2 separate regions of the Homo sapiens genome follow, and region 1 is linked to region 2. Evidence: chromatin loops called from intact Hi-C (ENCODE). Cell type or tissue: gastrocnemius medialis. All regions are shown on one strand. Links, peaks and the distances in the headings refer to the core of each region. The heading gives the core; the rest is flanking DNA. Region 1 overlaps MAEA (macrophage erythroblast attacher, E3 ubiquitin ligase). Region 2 overlaps LOC124900647 (nascent polypeptide-associated complex subunit alpha, muscle-specific form-like).

Region 1 (11,711 bases), core at 3,612-7,611, 110 kb before region 2:
GAGACACAGTCTCACTCCATCACCCAGGCTGGAGTGCAATAGCGTGATCTCGGCTCACTGCAACCTCCGCCTCCCGGGATCAAGTGATTGTCCTGCCTCAGCCTCCTGAGTAGCTAGGACTACAGGTGCCTGCCACCTCGCCCGGTTAGCAATCCCATTTTTTTAATGGGGAAAAGGTTTGAACAGGAACATCACAGAGAAGTTCTATGAAGGGCAGGTAATCTCCAGGAAGACGTGCAACATCATGAGTCATCAGGGAAATGCAAATTAGACCACAGCGGAAAGCGCGATGGTGAATTTTATGGGTCCATTTGACGCTGCCAGGTTCCCCAACAAACATTTGGCCAAGTATTATTCTGGGTGTGACTGTGAGAGCATTCTGGGATGGGATTAATATCTGAATGGGTAAACTGAGGAAAGCCCACAGCCTTCCCCGTTGGGGAGGGGCCCTGCCCAATCTGCTGAGGACCTGAAGGGAAAGGCAAGGCTGGGTAAGAAGGAATTCCTCCTGTGGGCGGGGCATGGTCTTTTCTGGCCTTTGCACTTGGACTAAAACCCTGGCTCTTCTTGGATCTCCCGCCCGCCCGACAGCTTCCGGGTTAAAACTGCTACTGTCAGCCCTCTTGGTTCTCAGGCCTTGAGACTGAGACTGGAACTACATTTCAGCTCTCCTGGGTCTCCGGCTCGGGACTTAGCTTTGATAACTGCACCAGCCAATTCTTTGTGACACAGCTCCTTACACGCACGCGTGCGCACGTGCACGCACGCACACTCCCACACACGCGTGCGCACACACACATGTGGGTGCCACTGGCTCTGTTTCTCTGGAGAACCCCGGCACCCAGAAGAACAGTTCCAAGTCAAGAGGCCGCCACCACATGCTGGTGGAGCCGGGATACCTGGACTCTTGCTGGCAGCAGTTCTGATGATCCTTCTGGAAAAAGCGCTTAGTTCTTTAAAAGGTAAAGACACCTACCAGATGACTCAGCCATTCCACTCCCAAGAAAAATGGACATACAATATCCACATACAGGTGCAGGAATGCTTGTTCACCACAGTTCCAATTGTCCATTGACCAGGATGGGTAAACAAACCACGGTGTGTCCACACCGAAGAGTCCTCCAGCAATCAGACGGAGGGCCGCGCCGCCTGGAAGCAGCGGGGCACAGCAGCACAAGCAGGCTCCACTCACAAGGCACCCTCACCAGGGCCGGGCTCACCTAGTGCAGCGGCTTTCCACAGGGACCACTTGCTCCCCAGGGGACACCTGGCAATGTGTGGAGACCTTTTTGATTTGCCACAAGTGGAGCATGGCTGTGAACTGGGCAAACCGCAAGAGGAAATTAACTGGAACAAAGAAAACCTTAACGATCCACCAAAAAAAAAATGAAAAAATGAAGACAAAAGCATGGGAAATAGAAAGCAAAATAAGATGGTGAAGAGAAGTCCACGGTATTAATAATCATCATAAATCTGGATGGCTATGGAAAGACAGAAACATCAGTACAACTTTTTTGTTTTTAAAACATCTCTGAGAAACCGAAGCAGATAAAAAAAGGATAAAGCCACAAAGCAGTACCATTCAGTAGAGTATAGCGTGAGACACATTTGTATAGTTTCAAATTCAATAGAGTATAGCGTGAGACACATTTGTAGAGTTTCAAATTTTCTAGTAGCCATAGTACAAAGAAACACATGAAATGTGTTTTAATATATTTTATTTAACCCAATTTATCCCGAATATGTTCATTTAAACACTTAACATAAATTACCAGGGGCCGGGCGTGGTGGTTCATGCCTGTAATCCCAGCACTTTGGGAGGCCGAGGTGGGTGGATCATGAGGTCAGGAGATGGAGACCATCCTGGCCAACACGATGCCCCCGTCTGTACTAAAAATACAAAAAAATTAGCCAGGCGTGGTGGCGGGTGCCTGTAGTCCCAACTACTCGGGAGGCTGAGGCAGGAGAATGGTGTAAACCCAAGAGGCGGAGCTTGCAGTGAGCAGAGACCACGCCACTGCACTCCAGCCTGGGCGACAGTGCGAGACTCCGTCTCAAATAAATAAATAAGTAATTTTCAGGGCCAAGCATGGTGACTCCTATCTGGAATCCCCGTGCTTTGGGAGGCTAAGGTGGGAGGACTGCTTGAGGCCAGGAGTTGGAGACCAGCCTGGGCAACATAGAGACACCCCCGTCTCTACAAAAAAAAATACAAAATAAACAAACAATAAATAATCATTAGATATTTTACATTCTTTACCCTCTTTGTACTAAACCTTTGAAAGCTAGGGCATACTTTACATTGACAGCACACGACGATTTGGACCAGCAACATCTCAAGTGCTCAACAGCCACATGCGGCTCACAGAAAACACACTGGTGAGGTGAAGGAAACTGGAGCCACACGACTGACAGGGGGAGGAGGGTGCGTGGGGTTTGACGGGAGCTACAGAACCTGGGCCTCACCCTTCAACCCAGGTATTCTACTTCTATGGACCTGGACTAAAAACTCCCGACTCCTGTGTGCAGAGCTACACACCACGGACGCCCCCTGCCCTGCCCGACCCCCACCCTGCCCTGCCGGACCCCCCTGCCCTGCCCGACCCCCACCCTGCCCTGCCGGACCCCCCTGCCCTGCCGGCACTGTGCAAGCATGCTCTTCAGTTGTCTATTAAGCTGAATCATACAAAAAATCCCAATGTCATTTTTAATTTTACCAATTTTTACTGATACAATTCACAGGCCGTAAAATTCACCCCTTTAATATGTACAATTTAGTAGTTTTTAGAATAAGCACAAGGTTGTACAAACCACTCTACTTCTAGATTTTCATCACTCCAAAAAAGGAACCCGCTGTAGTCCCCTCAGACCCAGGCAATCAACCACCAACCAATTCCATATAAATGGAATCACACGTGATGTGGACTTTTGTATCTGGCTTTTCTCACTTAGCATGTTTACCAGGTTCACCTGTGATGTGGCATACAGCGACGCTCCACTCCTCTTCATGGCTGAATGGTCTTCCGTGGTATTCGTATACCTATTTGTTTAGGAATTCACAACTGATGGACCTTTGGCTGCTATCGAGAAGGACATGACATTCTTTTTTTTTTTTGAGACAGAGTCTCACTGTCGCCCAGGCTGGAGTGCAGTAGTGCGATCTCAGCTCACTGTAACCTCTGCCTCCCCGGTTTAAGTGATCCTCCTGCCTCAGCCTCCCAAGTAGCTGGGACTACAGGTGCACGCCACCATGACCGGCTTTTTTTTTTTTTTTTTTTTTTTGTATTTTTAGTAGAGACGGGGTTTCACCATGTTGGCCAGGACGGTCTCAATCTCCTGAGCTCATGATCCACCCGCCCCAGCCTCCCAAAGTGCTGGGATTACAGGCATGAGCCACCACACCCGGCCCGAGGATGACATTCTTAAGAGTTTCTACTGGTCTTGGGGATAAGCTGAGGAGGGGAGCTGCCAGGTCCTATGGTAACTCCGTGTGTCACCTGAAGAACGGCCAGGTTGTTTTCCGAGGTGGCTGCGTATGAGGATTTCAATTCCCCACATTCACACCCAACAACTCGCCATTGTTTTTGCTACAGCCCTTCTGGTGGGGTAGGAAGCAGCACCTCACTGTGGTTTTGGTTTGTATTTCCCTAAGGATTAATGATGTGCTTAGTGGCCATTTGTATATCTTTGCAGAAGTTTGCTAAAATTGTGTGCTCATTTAAAAAATGTTTTCTTGGCTGGGCGCGGTGGCTCACGCCTATAATCCCAGCACTTTGGGAGGCTGAGGCGGGCGGATCACGAGGTCAGGAGATCGAGACCAACCTGGCTAACACAGTGAAACCCCGTCTCTACTAAAAATACAAAAAAATTAGCCGGGCATGGTGGCAGGTGCCTGTAGTCCCAGCTACTTGGGAGGCTGAAGCAAAAGAATGGCGTGAACCCGGGAAGCGGAGCTTGCAGTGAGCCGAGATGGCGCCACTGTACTGCACTCCAGCCTGGTGACAGAGTGAGAATCCAACTCAAAAAAACAAGTTTTCTTTTGCCTTTGTATTAATGAACTAGAAGAGTTCCTAACCTATTCTGAATACTAAACCCTTAACAGATATATGACTGGCAAACATTTTCTCCCTGTTCTGAGCAGCTGTCTTAGTCAGCTCAGGCTGCTGTAACAAAAATATCACAGACTGGGCAACTTAAACAGCAAACACTGATTTCTCACAGTGTAAAGTACTTTTGTTGCATCTATTGAGATGATTATGTGGTTGTTGTCCTTCATTCTATTAATATGATACACGACATTGATTTTCACACGTTGAACCAACTTTGCATTTCTGGGGGAAATCCTACTTAGTCCTGACACATAATCCTTTCTATATTTTGTTTTCTTAGATTTTCTTAGTTTTCTAAGATTTTGTTGAATATTTTGGCATCTATTTTCTCTCATCTGGAACAATGGTCTATGGTTTTCTTGTGATGTCTTTGTCTGGTTCAAGGTTATATCAAAGTTATACTGGCCTCATAGAAGGAGGTGGGATGTAATCCCTCCTTAACTGTTTTTAGAAGAGTTGGTATAAATCCTTCTTTAAATGTTTAACAGAATTCATCAGTGAAACCATCTGGTCTCAGGCTTTTCTTTGTGAGGTTTTTTGTAGTAACTTCACCTGTTATAGGTCTATTCGGTCATCACTTTTAACTTACAAAAATAACAACTGTATATGATTCAACCTAACACTTTTTTCCTTCTACACATTTTGTCTGTGTCCCTTGTCCAGTGCTTATTTATTTTTACTTATTCACTTACTTATTCATTCATTCATATAGGGCGTCACTCTGCTGCTCAGGCTGGAGTGCAGGGACACAATCATGGCTCACTGCAGCCTTGAGCTCCTGGCTCAAGTGATACTCCTGCCTCAGCCTCCCAAAGTGCTGGGATTACAGGCATGAGCCGCTGTGCCTGGCTTGGTATTTGCTTTTAAATTCTGGTTCTATCTTTTCTGGTTATACCAAAGAATTAAACTTTTATTTATCACATCTCCCCAATTTTTCCTAAGTAATTTGTTGCATTACAGCTTTTTATGTTCACGGGATTTCTCTACTTAGCGAATGTTAAATTACATCTCCTCCAGTACATCTTCCCCTTTGGTGACTCACAGCAGTAATCCTCCCTGATTTCGTCACTGAAACAGAATGTGGCAAGCAGTGTGAGTGGAGACATGCGTGAAACGTCTGCACCTGCCCGCCCGCTGCCCCCACACGGTGCCATCAGCTTCAGGATGCGCTTCCTCAAACCTTCTCCAGCGTTTGCCGTGCTTCTGACAGAATTTGCTGACAAAACGCAACGCATTTCAGTGTGTCATCATCATGTTTTCACCAGCACGGGAAGGAAGAATTTCCCCAATGCATGAGGCTCTTTGTCTTTTGCAATTAACCAGAAGAGGTTTCTAAATATTGATCACGAAGCTCATCACAGGGCCAGAAGTGCTGGATTAAGCCCTGGGTGGCAGTTTACATCCCTCTCCGTCCTGGAGGGGCCAGTCTCATGTTCTGGTGCGGGGCATGTAATCACGGTGGCTTCCTGCCATCCTGAGCTAATCTCCCCAAGCACAGCACATACCCTGAGGGAGGCTCACCAAGGAAAAACGCTTCGAATCCCCTAAGAGGCTTCTTGAAAAAATGACACTTCCAGTCAACTTCTGAGGGGATGTAACCAGATTGATGTTGCGCCCTACAAAGCTCGCAGTGGCAAGAGTGCTGTCGGCCCTGAGCTCTGCGCTCCCTGTTGTGTGCACGCCCAGTTAGGCCCAGCCTTAGCCAGCCACTTCCTTGCAGGAACCTTTTAAAGCCACTGGTCCGTCTTGGAAAGGGTATGCGACCTGCGGCAGCGGCACACACGCACGCCACGCAGCCCCAGCCTCGGAAGCCGGCAGCACGGAAGAGCCGGGGCCGTGCCCCACGCGGTCCAGTGCCCTCATCCCCAGGTCACTCCCTGACCAAACAACAGAGACTGCAAGCGGGCAGGAGTGTCAGTTCATAATCACAACATCAGCAGAGCTTCCTCTCTCACCTTTCCATAAAGTATTTCAAAGGGAGCCAGCTGTTCTGCCACAAGGTCACAACTTTGGCAGTTACATACCTGGCTGTGGTGTCTGGCAAGGCCCAGCCCTTCTTGGTGTCCCTTTCATTATAAATAAGAAATATTTATCAAACACAAAAAGAACAATATGATATCATTACGGTTTTCATGCAGAAACACGGCATCCTCTGCTAGTGCCAATCTTCCTTCGGGCCTTTCCTGAAACAGCTCCGTGGCAGTCAGGCTGCCTGCTAAGGATGCTGTTGGATCGTCTGTCTCTGCTGCTTTGGGTTATGGTGAATGGGATGTGTTCTAACTGGCTGGCGGTGATATAGAGGGTGGCGACTGGGTTTCGTGCACTTACTGTATGCCCCGTTATTGTGCTGACTTTCTCAATGGTTACATTTACTTCTATTTCAATTCTTACTGCTTTAGACAGAATTGCCAAAATAATATTTAATATTATTTTGTTCATTTGTTAATTGGAGAATTTATTTCTTCTCTATCCTTCAAAAGAGCTTATAATCCCAGTGGTCAGAAACAAGCAAAATACCGTTATGTGAGACAGCGGTCACGACTCACGAGGGAAAAGGGCAGAAGTGGGAGATGCTGGGGCTGCAGTTTCAACAGTGGAGTCAGAGAAGCTTCACAAGCTGACAGCTCAGCGAAGATTGAAGGAGGTGAGGACATGGGACCACGGACGTTGGCAAAGATTGAAGGTGAGGACATGGGACCATGGACATCTGTGGAAGGAGCGCTCCAGACAGAGGAAGGTGGCAGTAAAACCCTGGGCTCGGCATGCTGGCCTGGCTGAATGGCGGCAGAAAGGCCACTGGGCCCAGCACCCTACAGGGCAAAGGGCCTGGGAGCCACTGTAACGACCCTGGCCTTCATCCCCAGGTCAGGAAACTCCTAGAACAAAAAGACGACAGGATCTGGCGCTGGGGCAGCCGGGGTGGGCATGAGCAGAGCAGGAGCAGCCAGAAGGCTATTCAATATTCCAGAGAGAGATGCGACTTGAGCCGCAGGGGCAGAGGTGGGAAGAGCAGCAGCAGCTGGGCCTGGGCATGTCCTGACGCCAGGGTGGAGGGGCAGACGGGCTGGGCATGAGCTGTGACAACAGAGGCATCAAGGCCAACCTGAAGGTTCTGGCCTGACCAAGGGAGATGGAGGGGCTGCCCTTCCCGAAGAGAAGGGAGACTGGTAGAATTGGTTTGGGCAGCAGGTGTTAAGATGATAAGCTCAGATCTAAATATGCCAAGGAGCTGGGCATGGTGGCTCACACCTGTTATTCCAACACTTTTGGACGCCCAGGAGGGAGGAATGCTTGAGCCCAAGAGATGGAGACCAGCCTAGACAACGGAGCTAGAACCTATCTCTACAAATAAAAAAATTAGCCAGACACGGAAGCAGGCGCCCGTGGTCCCAGTTACCCGGGAGGCTGAGGCAGGAAGATCACCTGAGCCCAGGAGGTCAAGGCTGAAGTGAGCTGTGATCATGCCACTGCACTCCCGCCTGGGTGCCAGAGTGAGATCCCATCTCTAAAAATAATAATAATTTTAATAATAATAATTTTAATGCCAAAGTGCCTTGCCAAGTGGGTATGTTTTACAGGCTACTGGATACAGGGCTCTGGGGTTGGGAAGATACCTGCCTGGGAGTCATCAGTATACACAGAGGGTCCTATCAGTCCACTAGACCCTGTGAGAGCACCAAGGCAGCGGTGCTCACAGCAACACCCAGGGCCAAGGACTGAGCCCGGGGGGAAACGCGAGGATGGCGCTCTAGGAGCCCGAGGGGGTGAGCTGTGTTCCAGCCCTGTGAGAGGTCGAGATGGGCAGCAAGAATCCATCATGGGTCTCAGCAGTGTCTTGGGGTTACCTGGTGCCCTGACTATAGCACTGTGATGGGGGTAAAACCAGATGAGAAGCAATTCCAGAGACCCCAAGGCAGGGCTGGCTCAGACAGAGGGGACCTGTGGGTCCCGCACACAGTTAACCAGAAGACGGCGCGTGTGCCTCTTCGTGGATAACCAGAAGACGGCGCGTGTGCCTCTTCGTGGATAACCAGAAGACGGCGCGTGTGCCTCTTCGTGGATAACCAGAAGACGGCACATGCCTCTTCAGGTCACAGGGATGGGGCAGGGGGTCTGGTGCATGAACAAAGGCTGGCCTTGGGCGGGGCACAAATGACATATCTCCAGTAAAAGAAAGGAAACAGTGAGCACAAGCAGGCAGGCGACAGACAGGGCCAAGCCGCGGGCAGAGCACAAGGACGGGGCAGGCATGGGGGGCTCATGGAGAAGGAGGGGCATATGGAACAGTACCTGGGGTACAGGGTGCTAAAATGCCTCAAGAAGCATGGCTATGCTGCCAGGCAGTACTCGACACCCACTCCAGGCAGCAACCGGGTTCCTCAGCAGATAGGTGCGGCTTCTGTGGCCAGTGCAGGGGCCTTGCACAGCGGGGTTTCCATGCTGGAATGTTCTAGAACAATGGGAAGCAGAGAAGGGCAGGGGATGGGGCTACATCGCGAGGGGTGGAGGCAAGGGAGAAAGGAAACGCAAGAGGCTGACCACAGCCAGATGAGAGCACAGGCCATGAGACCAAGACATACTCTAGAATGCGGCAAGTGGACAAAAGTGAGATGCGAAGTTTAGGAATTTCCCAGACAGACGGGGGAGAAATTGGTTCGGCCAACAGCCATTGACTGACTCCTGTGCCAGGCACTCGTGGGTGTGACGTGAACGACGACAAAGGACGGCCCGTGCCCTCGCAGAGCAGACGCTCTAAAGGAGACGCCCAACCAAAGCACAGAGAGATGCAGGCGACCGCGTCAGACTGTGACGAGTGCTGCAAAGGAAACCAGGCAGGCAAGGGACAAAGGGCAAAAGGAACCACATCCTAATTTTATTTAGGGCAGCAATGAGCCCACACTCAAGCGCGTGCTCTCTCTCTATATGTATGTATACACACACACATACGCACGTACTTTTTCAGGCTCCTCCAAAGCTAGAAATGGCCAGCCCCGTGCTCTGGGGAATGAGCTGAAGTGTAAACGCTTGGGAGGATGTCCACTAAGGCCCCCACGCAGGGAGCTGGCCACGCAGGGCGGCACTGATTCCCCCTTACCCTCCTCCTGGCCGCGAAGGCCGCAGCCCCAGCAGCCATCGTGGACTCAAGGATAAACGTGAGAAACAGAAATCGAGAAAACCTCCGAGTTCTCGGCTGTCACTGAACAAGTGCCGGGGGACATCGCTGTCAACTGACTTGGGAAGGGTGGCTTAGTAAGGCAGGTCTGGGGCTCGTCTGGGGCCCCAAGGCCGAGATGCGGCATTTGGTTTTGCGCCTGGTATCGTATCTTTGAACTGCCTTCCAGACATGCGAAGAGAGCTCCGGGAGGTGACTACACGGGATGGCCTCAGGGAGAGAGGCCTGGGGAGGGCAGCAGTGTGGGGACAGGAGCTTGGAGACCGTCTGTGAAGCCACACAACCTCTGGAGGGCTGGCTGGTGACATAAAACAAAAGGCCTCCAAGACTAGAGAAGACAGCATAGGCAAGTGAGGACATGCAGCGAGGGGTGGGGAGAGCCCAGAGGATGGTGTCACGGGAGCCGAGTGATGGGAGCGTCTCGAGGCAGTGGGGTCCGCTGTGGACTGACCGCTTTCAGGAGCATCATCCTGTCCTCAAGAGGAACATCTGGGTGGAGTGTTGGGGGGCAAAAATCTGATTTAGGTAAAACAGGAAGAGAGACATGAAGGGGCAGAGACAGGGAGTAGTAGCTGGAGGAGGACGGGGGCAAGGAAGGGGTTTTCACGAGAGGAAGACTCAGAGCCACGTGCACACCAGGGAGCTGCACAGCCAATGGGAAAACCGACCAACAGAGAGAGAACCAAGTGCAGGAGCAGCCACAAGGCAAAGGGCACAGCACAGGTGAGGGGGGCACAGCGCAAGTGAGGGAGGCACAGGCACGGGTGAGGGGGGCACAGGCACGGGTGAGGAACGGCACAGGCATGGGTGAGGGGTACAGGTGAGGAATGGCATGGGTGACGGCTGCACAGGCACAGGTGAGGGGGGCACAGGTGCGGGTGGGGGGGCACAGGTGAGGGTAGCATAGGTGAGGTGCAGATGTAGGTGGGGGGCGCACGTGAAGGTGGTGCAGGAGCAGGTGAGGGAGGAGCAGGTGAGGGAGGAGCAGGTGAGGGGGGCACAGGCACAGGTGGGGGGCACAGGTGAGGGCAGCACAGGTGAGGGCAGTGCAGACGTGGGTGAGGGGGGCACAGGTGCGGGTGGGGGGGCACAGGTGAGGGTAGCATAGGTGAGGTGCAGATGTAGGTGGGGGGCGCACGTGAAGGTGGTGCAGGAGCAGGTGAGGGAGGAGCAGGTGAGGGAGGAGCAGGTGAGGGGGGCACAGGCACAGGTGGGGGGCACAGGTGAGGGCAGCACAGGTGAGGGCAGTGCAGACGTGGGTGAGGGGGGCACAGGTGCGGGCGAGGGTGGCACAGGTGTGGGTGAGGGGGTGCAGGTGAAGGCAGCACAGGTGAGGGCGGTGCAGACACAGGTGAAGGGGCAAAGGCGCAGGTGTGGTGGGCACCGGCATGGGTGAGGAGGGCACAGGCGTGGGTGAGGGGGCACAGGCGCTGGGGAGGGGGGCACAGGCGCGGGTGAGGGGGGCAGAGGCACGGGTGAGGGGGCACAGGCGCGGGTGAGGGGGTACAGGAGCGGGTGAGGGGGGTACAGGTGTGGGTGAGGGGGTATAGGAGCGGGTGAGGGGGTACAGGAGCGGGTGAGGGGGGTACAGGTACGGGTGATGGGGCTCATCCACCACGGGTGTGGGAGCAGGTGCAGGTCAGGCAGGGTCTGCGTGACAGGCATGGGCGAGCATGAAGTAGGAGGGAAAGTCTGAGAGAAGGACAGGTATGAAAGGCTCGCCTGGGAGGAGAGGAAGGAGGCTGCTCTGGGCCCCTCCCTCGAGTGGGGCAGCACTCAGGGTCCCGGTCCGGGTCCACAGTCAGCCATCAGCACAGCAGGTGCTTTCTTCTGCTCAGCCACATTCAGCTCAACAGTCACTAAATGTGGTATTAACACAGTGAATAATTCTTTTTGTTCAGGTTTTCAAAATAATGGCCCCTAGCTATAACGATTCTGAAATAACAGACCTAAAAATCATCAGCAGTTACCCCGGCAGGAAGTGTGCTTTGCGATGCCTGGGTCAGCACCCAGACATCCCCACTCGGCCTGAAGCCCCCAGAGGGTGGGGCTCGCAGCACAGCCTCTCTGCAGACGGGGCAGTCACATGCTACAGGCACCGGCCGGCCTTGTCTTCATTCTGGTGCCAATGTGTCTCCTTGGGCTTGCTTCCCATTCTGCTGACCCCTGTACCCACAGACCGAGTCACTGCCCAGCACCCAGTCTCACTGTGAGACCCTCCCTGCACAGCTCTGGGACACCCCCAGCCACATCACCCCAATGGTGCTGTGTGCCTGTGTGCCTACTGGGGTGAGAGCCGGCCAGGACTTCAACACGGTCCACAGAGCCTCACCCCAAAACTTAGCTCCGCCAACCAGCTCACAATATCGCATTCACTGGAGGAAGCTCATCCCCACCCCCGCCCCTGCCCCTGCCCCTGCCCCCGGCCC
Region 2 (11,711 bases), core at 581-4,580:
GAGCCCACCCGGGCCAGGAAGAAGCTAAGCTGTGCAAGCCGCCCTGTCCCACACAGCCCTGCCTGCGGCCTGCGCTACCGCGGCCCGGCTTCCCCGTTTCTTCCCACTCCCCCTGCAGGGCACGCCAGCCGCTCCATCCGGTCCTCCAGGCCTGGGGCCGTCGCTGTCCCCCGGGGGCTGGTCCCAGGCCTCCCACCCTGGGGCTCGGCTCCTTGAACCGCCTCTGAAGTGGTCCCTCTATCGGGACCTGCGGGTGAGCCCCGTTGGTCCTTTTTCCTGCCACCCTGACTGGGCCACCTCCCAATGACATGGCCTTGGCAGAAGAGGCCCGCACACCTCGCCGAAGACCCTTGGAGGAGCCCATTTGCCGTCGTGGGGCTGGGGGTGGAGGGAGGCCGGCCGGAGGGTGTCTCTCTCCCCATAGGCACTGCCTGCTGTGCCCAAAGTCTGGCCGCAGCTCCCCGGAGACGTCCTGTGGGGCCTCTGGCAAGGCCACTTCAAAGCTTGTGGCTGCAGGGAAGGTGGGAACAGCTGCTGGGCCACAGGGCACCCCCCTGGGTTCCACATACTGGCAGCCTCGTCCAAAGAAGAGGGACAGGGAGCAGGGCCCACGCCACCCCCGTGTTATTCCCACAGCTCCCCCACGTCCTTTCCACGCCACCCGCACGTCCTTCCCACACCCCCCACATCCTTCCCACACCGTCCCCCACGTCCTTCCCACGCTGCCCCCCCACGTCCTTCCCACGCCACCCCCCCACGTCCTTCCCACGCCACCCCCCCACGTCCTTCCCACGCCACCCCCCACGTCCTTCCCACACCACCCCCCACGTCCTTCCCACACCGCCCATGTCCTTCCTACACCCCCCACGTCCTTCCCACGCCCCCTACATCCTTCCCACACCCCCCACATCCTTCCCATGCCCCCTCCACATCCTTCCCATGCCCCCTCCACATCCTTCCCATGCCCCCCACGTTCTTGTCCCATGGTCAGCGGCAGGTCCTACGGGAGTGACCCCTGTTGCTGGGGAGGTGTTCTGGTGACACAGGGCTGTAGGGACACACAACCTTCCCTCCTGGAGAAAGGACTCAGTCCCCACCCAGCTCCCCCACACTCCTATTCCTCCTCCCCAGCCCCAGGGTGGGGCCCACTGAGACTGGGGGGGCTCTGGAGAGAGGCCAGGCCTGGCGTGCTGGACTCCCCCAGGACAGATACCCGGTGACGGGGACACCCAGTGATGAAGGGTGTGTGGGGCAGGGGACAGGATGGACCTGGGCAGAGACTGGGACAGGGGACGTTGCACCCTCCAGTGCCCACTGAGTCTCTGCAGTGACATCCACTTTCTCTCTGCAGGGTCCATTAGCATCCTCCAGATCAAAGGCAGGGTCAGCCTCAGATGCAGGCATGTGCATGGTGTGTGAGCACATGTGCTGTGTGTGTGCACCCATGTGTGAGGCGTGTATCTGGCATGGTGCAGCTGTGTCGGGCATGTGTACGTATACAAGTGTGTGCACGTGTGTGTGGCATGCATGCATGTCCACATATGTGTGTGGGCCTGGTGGGTACTCAGATGTCTCCATCCCATGCCCCACCCTGTGCCAGATGAGGTGGCAGCAGAGAAGGGACCCCAGCAGCTGCTGCAGTGGACATTGAGCTCTGCCCCCTCCCTGGCACCTCCTTCCACTCGGCCTTGCTTCTGAGGGCCCCTGGCTGCTGGAACAGCCTGATGTGAGGGCTTGATGCTGGGCCGTGGCCTCAGCAAGCCTCTCCTTGGCCGGTGGCATCTCCCTGGGGTGTATGTGGGGCTGGGGCAAGTGCTCTCTGGGCTAAAGGAGCAAAGGCTTCCAGCAGGATGGCCGTACCCCCCAAGCCTTCCTAGAATCCAGGCTGCGAGCTTCTGTGTTAAGAGGCTAAGAAACAAGGAGGCAGGTCCCTCTTTGTTTGCCCCGGGCAGCTCCGGCTTAGCCTGAGCCACCCTCTGCTGCTCTGTGCTGCTCCCGCTGCCCTTTCCAGCCCAGGGGTGCTGCTGGGAAGAGGCTTCCCTGTGAGCACTCAGCCTTCTCACCCTAATGCCAATCCGAAAATGGCAACTGAGTTTAGCTACAGCAAAGGGCTTTACCATCGTGTCAAGAGATTGAGAGTAGGAAACTCTATTGGGAAAAAGAAAATGTGAAATTTAAAGCATAAATCCCTGAATTCCAAATCCCTTTCCTTGGCTCCACAGCCAACCCTGGCCAGCCAGCACAGGGCTGCCAAGACCAGCCCTAGGGCTGACTCAGAGCTTGGACAGAGTCCCACACTCAGTAGAGCTGCTTGGCTGGCTGTGGGTCACGAGGAAAGGGATTATCTCTGTGCTAAAGCATGTGGGGCCATCTGGTGAGGTCACCCCCATCCCACACTCTGCAGAGGAAGAAACTGAGGCCTTGAGAGAGCTTAACCCATGCCGGGTCACACAGCCGTGGACAGGCCTGAGCTGGAATCCTTGTCCCCTGACGCTAGCATGGGGCTTCCTCTGGCCCCTCCTTGCTGTGGAGAGATGAGGGGCACCCACATCCTCATGGGGCTGAGTCTCTTCTATCCCATCAGAGCCCTGGAAACAGGGACCCAAGTGGTCTGCGGCCACCAGCCTGGGTGTGGCCTGAAGGCTGGGTGTGTAGGCCTATGGGGAGGGGCTGGCTGTCCTGGGAGCTATGTACCTGAATGTAGAATGACAGGAACTCACTGCAAACCTTGGTAACTTGTGGGCACCTCCTCCACCCTCTCTCCACACTGATCCAACCGCTGCCTCGCACACACCCTATGGTTCTGGTGTCCCCTCCAGGCAGGGCCTACACAGCCCGAGGAGGCCTCTGTCCTTGCACTCCCACTAGGCAGAGGTCTCTCCTGCCCCTGGCCTTCCCAGTGGATTTCAGTGCTGAGTTCTGAGCCAAGGTGTGAGAGGAGGGGCGCCATCATCCCAAGGAGTGCACTCTAGGCTGAACTGTCAGGGAAGAGCATCAAGGAGCCTCCAGCACCTTCACTGGGAGACTGGCTCCTCAACCCTGTCCGTCTACTCCTGTGGGCCAAAACTCACGACTTTTACTTTTAGGTCTTTGATCAATTTTATACATGGTTAATTTTTTTGTATATGGTGTGAGGTAGGAGTCCAAATACCTTCTTTTGCAAATGGAGGTCCAGTTGTCTGAGCACCATTTGCTGAGGAGCTGATCTCTCCTCAAGTGAGTGACTTTGGCACCCTTGTTGAAACCAGTTCACCATAAAAGTAGGGGTTTATTTTTGGACTTTCAATTCTGTTCCATTGTCTCTATACCTAGCCTTAAGCCAGTACCATACTGTCTTGATTACTACAGTTTTGTAGTAATTTTTGAAATTGGGACGTGTAAGTCTTCCAATTTAGTTCTTTTATTGGGTAGTTTTGGCAATCTGAGGCCTCTTGCAATTCCGTATGAATTTTAGGATCAGACTTTCCATTTCTGCAAAAAAAAAAAAAGAAAAAAAAAGCAGTTAGAATTTTGATGGGGATTGGATTGAATCTGTAGACCAATATGGGGACTATTGCTGTCTTAACAATATTAATTCTTCTAATTGAGGAACACAAGATGTCTTTCCACATATTTAAATGTTTAATTTCTTCTAATGATGTTTTGTAGTTTTTAGTGTTCAAGTTGTGTACTTCTTTGATTGAATTTATTCCTAAGCTTATTCTTTTGATGTGATTATAAATGGAATCGTTTTCTTAATTTCATTTTCATATTGTTCATTGTTTTAGAAACGTGACTGATTTTTATAATATTGGTCTGTATTTTCAGCCTTGCAGAACTCATTTCTCAGCTCCAATGTTTTTGCATGGATTTCTGATGATTTTGTATGCATGAAATCATGTCATCTGCAAATAGAAATAGTTTTACTTCTTCCTTGCCAACCTGGCTGCCTCTAATTTTATTTTCTTGCCTAATCATTCATATTGAACCAACTTTGCATTCATTGTGCATAATCTTTTCGAAAATGTTGCTGGATTAAGTTTACTGGTATTTTGTTGAACATTTTTTGCAGCTATATTCATAAGAGATACTGGAAAGTTTATTTTTTGTGTGACGATTTTGTCTAGTTTTGGTATCAGGGTAATACTGGCCTCTGAATGAGTGAGGAAGTGTTCCCTATTTTGGAAGAATTTATGAAGGATTGGTATTAATTATGCTTCAAACATTTGGTAAAATTCACCAGGGAAGCCATCTCATCCTGGGCTTTTCTTTGTGGGAAGTTTGTTTTTTTTTGTTTGTTTTTTTTTTTCCTACTTCAATCTCTTCATTTGTGTTAGGTCTATTCAGATTTTGTATGTCTTCATGAGTCAGTTTCAGTAGTTTGTGTCTTTCCAGGAATTTGTTCATTTCATTTAGATTATTTAATTGGTTGGCACATTGTTCATAAGAGTCCCTCATAAATCTTTTAATTTCTGTAATGTCATTAGTAATGTCTTCTATTTCATTCCTGATTTTAGTAAATTTGAGTCTTCTCTTTTTTCTTAGTCTGGCTATTCAATTTTCTTGATCTTTTCAAAAACCAACTTTTTTTTTTTTTTTTTTGAGATGGAGTCTCACTCTGTCACCCAGGCTGGAGTGCAGTGGCATGATCTCAGCTCACTTACAAGCTCTGCCTCCTGGGTTCAAGCCATTCTCCTACCTCAGCCTCGTGGGTAGCTGGGACTACAGGTGGGTGCCACCATGCCCGGCTAGTTTTTTGTATTTTTTAGTAGAAACGGGGTTTCACCATCTTAGCTAGGATGGTCTCGATCTCCCGACCTTGTGATCCGCCCGCCTCAGCCTCCCAAAGTGCTGGGATTATAGGTGTGAGCCACCGCACCTGGCCTTCCAAAAACCAACTTTTGTTTTTTGTTTTCTTTTCTTTCTTTCTTTCTTTTTTTTTTTTTTTTTTTTGAGACAGGGTCTCACTCTGTTGCCCAGGCTGGAGTGCAGTGGTGGCATGATCTTGGCTCACTGCAGCCTCGACCTCCTGGGCTCAAGCCTCCCAGGTAGCTGGGACCACAGGTGCGTGCCACCACACCCAGCTATTTTTTATTTTTGTAGAGATGGGGTTTTACCGTTTGCCCCTGCTGGTCTTGAACTCCTGAGCTCAAGAGATCTGCCTGCCTTAGCCTCCTGAAGTGCTGGGATTACAGGTGTGAGCCACCATACCCGGTCTGTTTTAATTGATCTTTTAAATTATTTTTCTACTGTAATTTATCTCTGCTCTACTATTTATTATTTCCTTCTGCTTGCTTTGACTTACTGTGCTGTTTTTTTCTCGTTTCTTTAGGTGGAAGGTTGGGTTATTGATTTGAGATCTCTTTTTATTTAGTGTAAGTATCCACAGCTGTACATTTCCCTGTAAGCACTGTTTAGCTTCATCTGTATTTTAGTATATTGTGTTTTCATTTCCATTTATCTCAAACTATCTTCTAAATTCTCTTGTGAATGCTTCTTTGCCCTATTGGATACTAAGGAGTTCAGTGTTTTATTAACATATTTTTTAATTACCCAAATTTCTTTCTGTTATTGATTTGTAATTTCATTCAATTGTGGTAAGAGAACATACTTTGCATGATTTCAATCATTTTAAATTTGTTGAGATTTATTTTATGACAACATCGGGTTTATTCTGTCAGACATTCCACGTGCACTTGAGAATAATGGGCACAACAACCTTTGCAGTTGTTGGTGGAGTATTCTACAGACGTCTGCCAAGTCTAGGTGGGTTAGAGCCTGTTGACGTCTTCTACTGACTTTTGATTTTCTGTCCTGTTGCTTTATCCATGATTGGAAATGGGCTATTGAAAGCTGGAAGTCTCCAGCTGTTATTGTTGAATTGTCCATTTTGCCCTTCATCATTTCCGCTTTGGCTTCATGTATCTTGGGGCTCTGTGTCAGGTGCACATATGTTGATAACGGTGATATTTTCTTGATGGATGTACCCTTTTATCACTATAAAATATCCTTGTCTGTTTTAACAACTTTTGTCCGAAGGTCTGTTTTCTTTCATATTGTCACAGTCACTCCAGCTCTCTTCTGCTTACTATTCTATCTTTGCTCTTTTACTTCAGAGTGTCTTTGAATGTGCGTTGAATCATGGTTCTTAAAAGTCAGCCCTTCTATCCGCTGCTTTTTAACTGGAGTGTTTAATTAACATTTAGTTGACACTACATACTGAGTTGATAAGGGAGAATTTAGGCACACCATTTGCTATTTGTTTTCCATATCTTAGGTTTTTTTTGTTCCTCTGTTTCCATATGGCCTTCTTTGGTGTTAAATAGATATTTCCTAGTGTCTCATTTCAACATATTTGTCATTTCTTTTTTTTTTTTTTTTTTTTTTTTGAGACGGAGTCTTGCTCTGTTGCCCAGGCAGTGGTGTGATCTTGGCTCACTGCAACCTCCTCCTCCCAGTTTCAAGCAATTTTCCTGCCTCAGCCTCCTGAGTAGCTGGGATTACAGGCACCCGCCACCACGCCTGGCTAATTTTTTTTTTTTTGTATTTTTTAGTAGAGACGGTGTTTCATCGTGTTGGCCAGGCTTGTCTTAAATTCCTGACCTCAGGAGATCCACTAGCCTTGGCCTCCCAAAGTGCTGGGATTATAGGCGTGTGTTGCTGTGCCTGGCCTGTTATGTGTATTTTATTACAATAAAAAATTGGGGAAAACATTTTCAAAGGGCAGTGTAAAAATAAATAGTTTATGTGTGTAGCTCTTTTTTCTCCTACCTGATTTAAAAGACAACTGCAGAGAGTGATGATTAGACATCTGTGCTGGTAGTCAAATGATGTGTAAACATTTAAATTATATGACAGTGATAGCACAGAGGAGGAGGAGGGAACAGAGCTATATATGCGCAAAGTTTTTGTATACCATTGACATTAAATTATAATTAATCTGAGATCAGTTGTTATAAATTAAGATATTAATTGTAATCCCTAGGGCATCTGCTAAAAAGACACCTTAAAAGGTATAGTAAAAGAAATGACAGAGCAAGACTTTGCCTCAAAAAAAAGATACATATAACATAAAATTTACCATCTTAGCCATTTTAAAGTGTACAGTTGAGTGGCATTAAAAACATTCATCATGTATAAACGTCACCCCATCCATCTCCATAACACTTCATCTTGTGAAACTGAAACTGTGCACTCATTAAACAACAACTCCCCATTTCTGCTCCCCCCAGCTTCTGGCAACCACCAATCTGCTGTCTGTCTCTCTGAATGTGACTATTCTAAGTACCTCATCTAAGTGGAATGACACAATCTTTGTGTTTTGTGACTGGCTTATTTTACTTAGCATAATGTCCTCAAGGGTGATCCATATTATAGCATATGTCCTTCCTTTGTAAGGTGAAATTTCCTTTCTTTCTAAGGCTAAATAATATTCTGCTTATCTGTTTGTTCATTGGTAGGCACTTGAACTGATTTTGCATTTTAGCTGTTGTGAATAACGCTGCTATGAACTTGAGTATACAAATATATTTTCAAGACCCTGATTTCCATTATTTTGGGTATATACCCACAGTTGCAATGTGGGATCATACAGTCATTCTATTTCTAATTTTTTGAGGAACTCTTATCGTGTTTTTCATAGGAACTGTGTCATTTTATATTCCCATCAATAGTTCTCCAGGGTTCCAGATTCTCCACATCCTTGCCAATACTTGTTATTTTGGGGTTTTTTTGATAGTAGTCATCTTAATGGGTGTGAGGTGATGTCCTATTATAGTTTTAATTTGCATTTCCTCAGTAATAAATGATGTTGGGAATCTCTTCATTTGCTTATTGACCATTTGTAGATCATCTTTGGAGAGATGTCTATTCATGTCCTCTGCCCATTTTTAAATTGAGTTTTTTGTCTTAGAGTTTTAGGAGTTCTCTATATATTCTGGATATTAGTGCCTTATCAGATAAATGATTTGTAAATATTTTCTCCCATCAGCTGGGTGCAGTGGCTCACACCTGTAATCCCAGCACTTTGGGAGGCCGAGGTGGGTGGATCACCTGAGCTCAGGAGTTTGAGACCAGCCTGGGCAACACAGTGAAACCCCGTCTCTACTAAAATACAAAAAATTAGCCGGGCACGGCAGCATGCGCCTGCAATCCCAGCTACTTGGGAGGTTGAGACAGGAGAATTGCTGGAACCCGAGAGGCAGAAGTTGCAGTGAGCCAAGATTGCACCACTGCACCCCAGCCTGGGTGACAGAGGGAGACTCCATCTCAAAAAAAAAAAAAACATTTTCTCCCATCTTTTGAGTTGCCCCTTTACTCTGTTGATGTTGCCTTTTTTTTTTTTTTTTGAGACGGAGTCTCGCTCTGTCACCCAAGCTGGAGTATAGTGGCCCGATCTCAGCTCACTGCAAGCTCCGCCTCCCAGGTTCACACCATTCTCCTGCCTCAGCCTCCTGAGTAGCTGGGACTACAGGCGCCCACCACCACGCCCGGCTAATTTTTTGTATTTTTAGTAGAGATGGGGTTTCACCGTGTTAGCCAGGATGGTCTCGATCTCCTGACCTCGTGATCCGCCCGCCTCGGCCTCCCAAAGTGCTGGGATTACAGGCGTGAGCCACCACGCCCGGCCAGATGTTGCCTTTTGATACACAAATATTCTAATTTTCATGACGTCCACTTTGTCTATTTTCTTCTTTTGTTGCCCATGTTTTTGGTGTCATATCCAATAAATCATTGTAAAATCTGAAGTTGTACAGCTTTGTCTTATGTTTTCTTTTAAGAAGTTTATAGTTTTAGGTATTACATTTAGGTCTTTAATCAGTTTTGAGTTAATTTTTGCATACAGTGTCAGGCAAAAGGTCCAACTTCATTCTTTTTTTTTTTGGAGATGGAGTCTCACTCTGCTGCCGAGGCTGGAGTGCAGTGACGCGATCTCAGCTCACTGCAATGTCCGCCTCCCAGGTTCAAGAAATTCTCCTGCCTCAGCCTCCCAAGTGGCTGGGATTACAGGCATGTGCTACCATGCCTGGCTAATTTTTGTATTTTTAATAGAGACGGGGTTTCACCATGTTGGCCAGGCTGGTGTGGAACTCCCGACCTCAGGTGATCCGCTCGCCTCAGCCTCCCAAAGTGCTGGGATCACAGGCTTGACCAACTTCATTCTTTTGCATGTGGATGTCCAGGTTTTCCAACACCATTTGTCAAAAAGACTATTCTGGCCGGGCATGGTGGATTATGCCTGTAATCCCAGCACTTTGGGAGGCCGAGGTGGGCAGATCACTTGAGGTAAGGAGTTCAAGACCAGCCTGGCCAATGTGGCAAAACCCAGTCTGTATTAAAAATACAAAAAAGAAATTAGCCAGGGGTGGTGGTGCACATCTGTAATCCCAACTAGTCGGGTGGCTAAAGGAGAATTGCTTGAACCCAGGAGACGGAGGCTGCAGTGAGCCGAGATTGTGCCACTGCACTCCAGCCTGAGCAACAGAGTGAGATTGTGTCAAAAGAAAAAGAAAAAAGACTATAAGACTATTATTTCTCCCATTGAATGGTCTTGGCACTTTTGTCAAAAATCATCTGGCCATATATGTGAGAGTTTATTTCTGGCATAAAGATAGAGCATAGCTTATTGCTTATTGTATTCTTTTTTTTTTTTTTTGAGACAGAGTCTTGCACTGTCGCCCAAGCTGGAGTGCAGTGGCAAGATCTCGGCTCACTGCAACCTCCGCTTCCTGGGTTCAAGTGATTCTCCTGCCTCAGCCTCCCAAGTAGCTGGGATTACTGGCACACACTATGACACCCGGCTAATTTTTTAAATTTTTGTTTAGTAGAGACGGGTTTCACTATGTTGACCAGACTGGTCATGAACTCCTGACCTCGTGATCTGCCTGCCTCAGCCTCCCAAAGTGTTGGGATTACAGGCATGAGCCACCGTGCCTGGCCAGCTTATTGTATTCTTGATTACTGGAACCTTGTAGTAAATTTACTAGATTATTAGATTTTGATTACTACAGCTTTGTAGGAGATTTTGAAATCAGGAAGTGTGAGTCCCCCAGCTTTGTTCTTCTTTTAAAGATTATTTTGGCTACTTGCGGTCCCTTCAGAGCCCATGTGAATTTTAGAGTGGTTTTTTCTGCTGCTCTCTTTCGGTTTTGGTTTGCTTGGAATCCCTTTTTTCACCCTTTCCCTTTCAGTGTACTTGTGTCTTTGAATTTAAATCAAGATTTTTGTAGACAGCATTGAGCTGAATTATGTGTGTGTATTCATTCTGCCAATCTCTGTCTTTTGAGTAGAGAGTTTAATTCATTTTCATTTAAAGTAATTACTGGCCAGTTGCAGTGGCTCATGCCTGCAACCCCAGCACTTTGGGAGACTGAGGTGGGTGAATCACTTGAGCTCAGGAGTTTGAAACCAGCCTGGGCAACATGGTGAAACCTGGTCTCTACGAAAAATTAGCTGGGCATGGTGGTATGCACCTGTAGTCTCAGCTACTTGGGAGGCTGAGGTGGAGAATCACCTGAGCCTGAGAGGCTGAGGCTGCACTGAGCCATGATCTTGCCACTGTACTCTAGTCTGGGCAACAGAGTGAGACCCTGTCTCAAAATAACTAACAAAATAGATAAATAATCACTGATAATGAGGGATTTACATCTGTCATTTTGCTGTTTGTTTTCTATTTGCGTTATAGTTTTTTGTCCTCCATTTTTTGTATTACTGTCTTCTTTTAGGTTTAGTTGATTTTTCAAGTGAAATATTTAAATTCCTTTCTCATTTCCCTTTGTGTACATTATATAGCTATTTCCTTTGTGGTTACCATGGGGATTACATTTAACATTCTAATGTTATAACTCTAATTTAAATTTATACCTGCTTAATTTCAATAAATTCTACTCCTTTACAGCTCTATCCTACCTCTTTCAGTTGCTGATGTCACAAAATTACATCTTAATTCACTGTGTGCCTCAAAACATAAATTAATAATTTTAAAAAATGCATTAGGCTCAAAGTATGAACAAAACGTGGAGTTACAAACCAAAGTGACGAGAATACTAGCTTCTTGACTCATGCTTTTAAAAAACACATTCTCTTAAATCATTTAGAAAACAAAAAAGTGGGGTTACAAGCCAGTGTTACTATAATACTAACTTTTATCATTGCTCACATATCTACTTTTATTGAGATCTTTATTTCTTTATATAGCTTCAAGTTATGGTCTAGTGTCTTTTCATTTCACCCTATAGGACTTCCTTAAGCATTTCTTGCAGGGCAGGCCTAGAGGTAGTGAACTCCCTCATTGTTTTCATTGTTTAAAGTTTTATTTTCTCTCTCTTTCTTTTTTGTTTTTTTTTTTTTTTGATGGAGTTTCACTCTTGTTGCCCAGGTTGGAGTGCAGTGGTGCGATCTCTGCTGACTGCAACCTCCACCTCCCGTGTTCTAAGCGATTCTCCTGCCTCAGCCTCCTGAGTAACTGGGATTACAGGCATGCACCACCACACCCAGCTAATTTTTGTATTTTTAGTGGAGATGGGGTTTCACCATGTTGGCCAGGCTGGTCTTGAACTCCTGACCTCAGCTGGGATTACAGGAGTGAGCCACCACACCCAGCCCTCTCTCACTTTTGAAGGACAGTTTTGCTAGATATAGAGTCCTTAGTTTTTTTTTTCTTGAACACTCAGAATATATATCAGCCCACTGCTTTCTGGCCTCCAAAGTTTTTGATATCTGCTGATAATCTT

Evidence for each region. Peaks named below come from ENCODE experiments on the same cell type or tissue, not always from the same donor. Only the 100,000 strongest peaks of a DNase experiment are listed, where the experiment ranks them.
Region 1: it touches region 2 in a loop (15-fold over the local background); 1 of 110 quality-filtered maps calls a loop at or near these places.

Annotation. Positions count from the first base shown.
Region 1 is chr4:1,294,804-1,306,514 of GRCh38, reverse strand. The region is part of intron 1 of MAEA (macrophage erythroblast attacher, E3 ubiquitin ligase); the gene reads right to left. Among named protein-coding and RNA genes, the nearest start is that of MAEA, 11 kb to the right of the region's middle. RefSeq lists enhancers at 8,505-9,218, 10,734-11,697. In gastrocnemius medialis, for the core only: no CTCF peak of the experiment used is centred there; a DNase peak (open chromatin) is centred at 5,224; H3K27ac peaks cover 1,757 bases.
Region 2 is chr4:1,182,860-1,194,570 of GRCh38, reverse strand. It overlaps LOC124900647 (nascent polypeptide-associated complex subunit alpha, muscle-specific form-like), which reads right to left. Exons shown (of 3, transcript XM_047416477.1): 2 at 1-3,471. The coding sequence starts at 985. It also overlaps a transcript of SPON2 not described here. Among named protein-coding and RNA genes, the nearest start is that of SPON2, 16 kb to the right of the region's middle. RefSeq lists an enhancer at 1-262. In gastrocnemius medialis, for the core only: no CTCF peak of the experiment used is centred there; DNase peaks (open chromatin) are centred at 1,130, 1,840, 2,320 and 2,820; H3K27ac peaks cover 2,420 bases.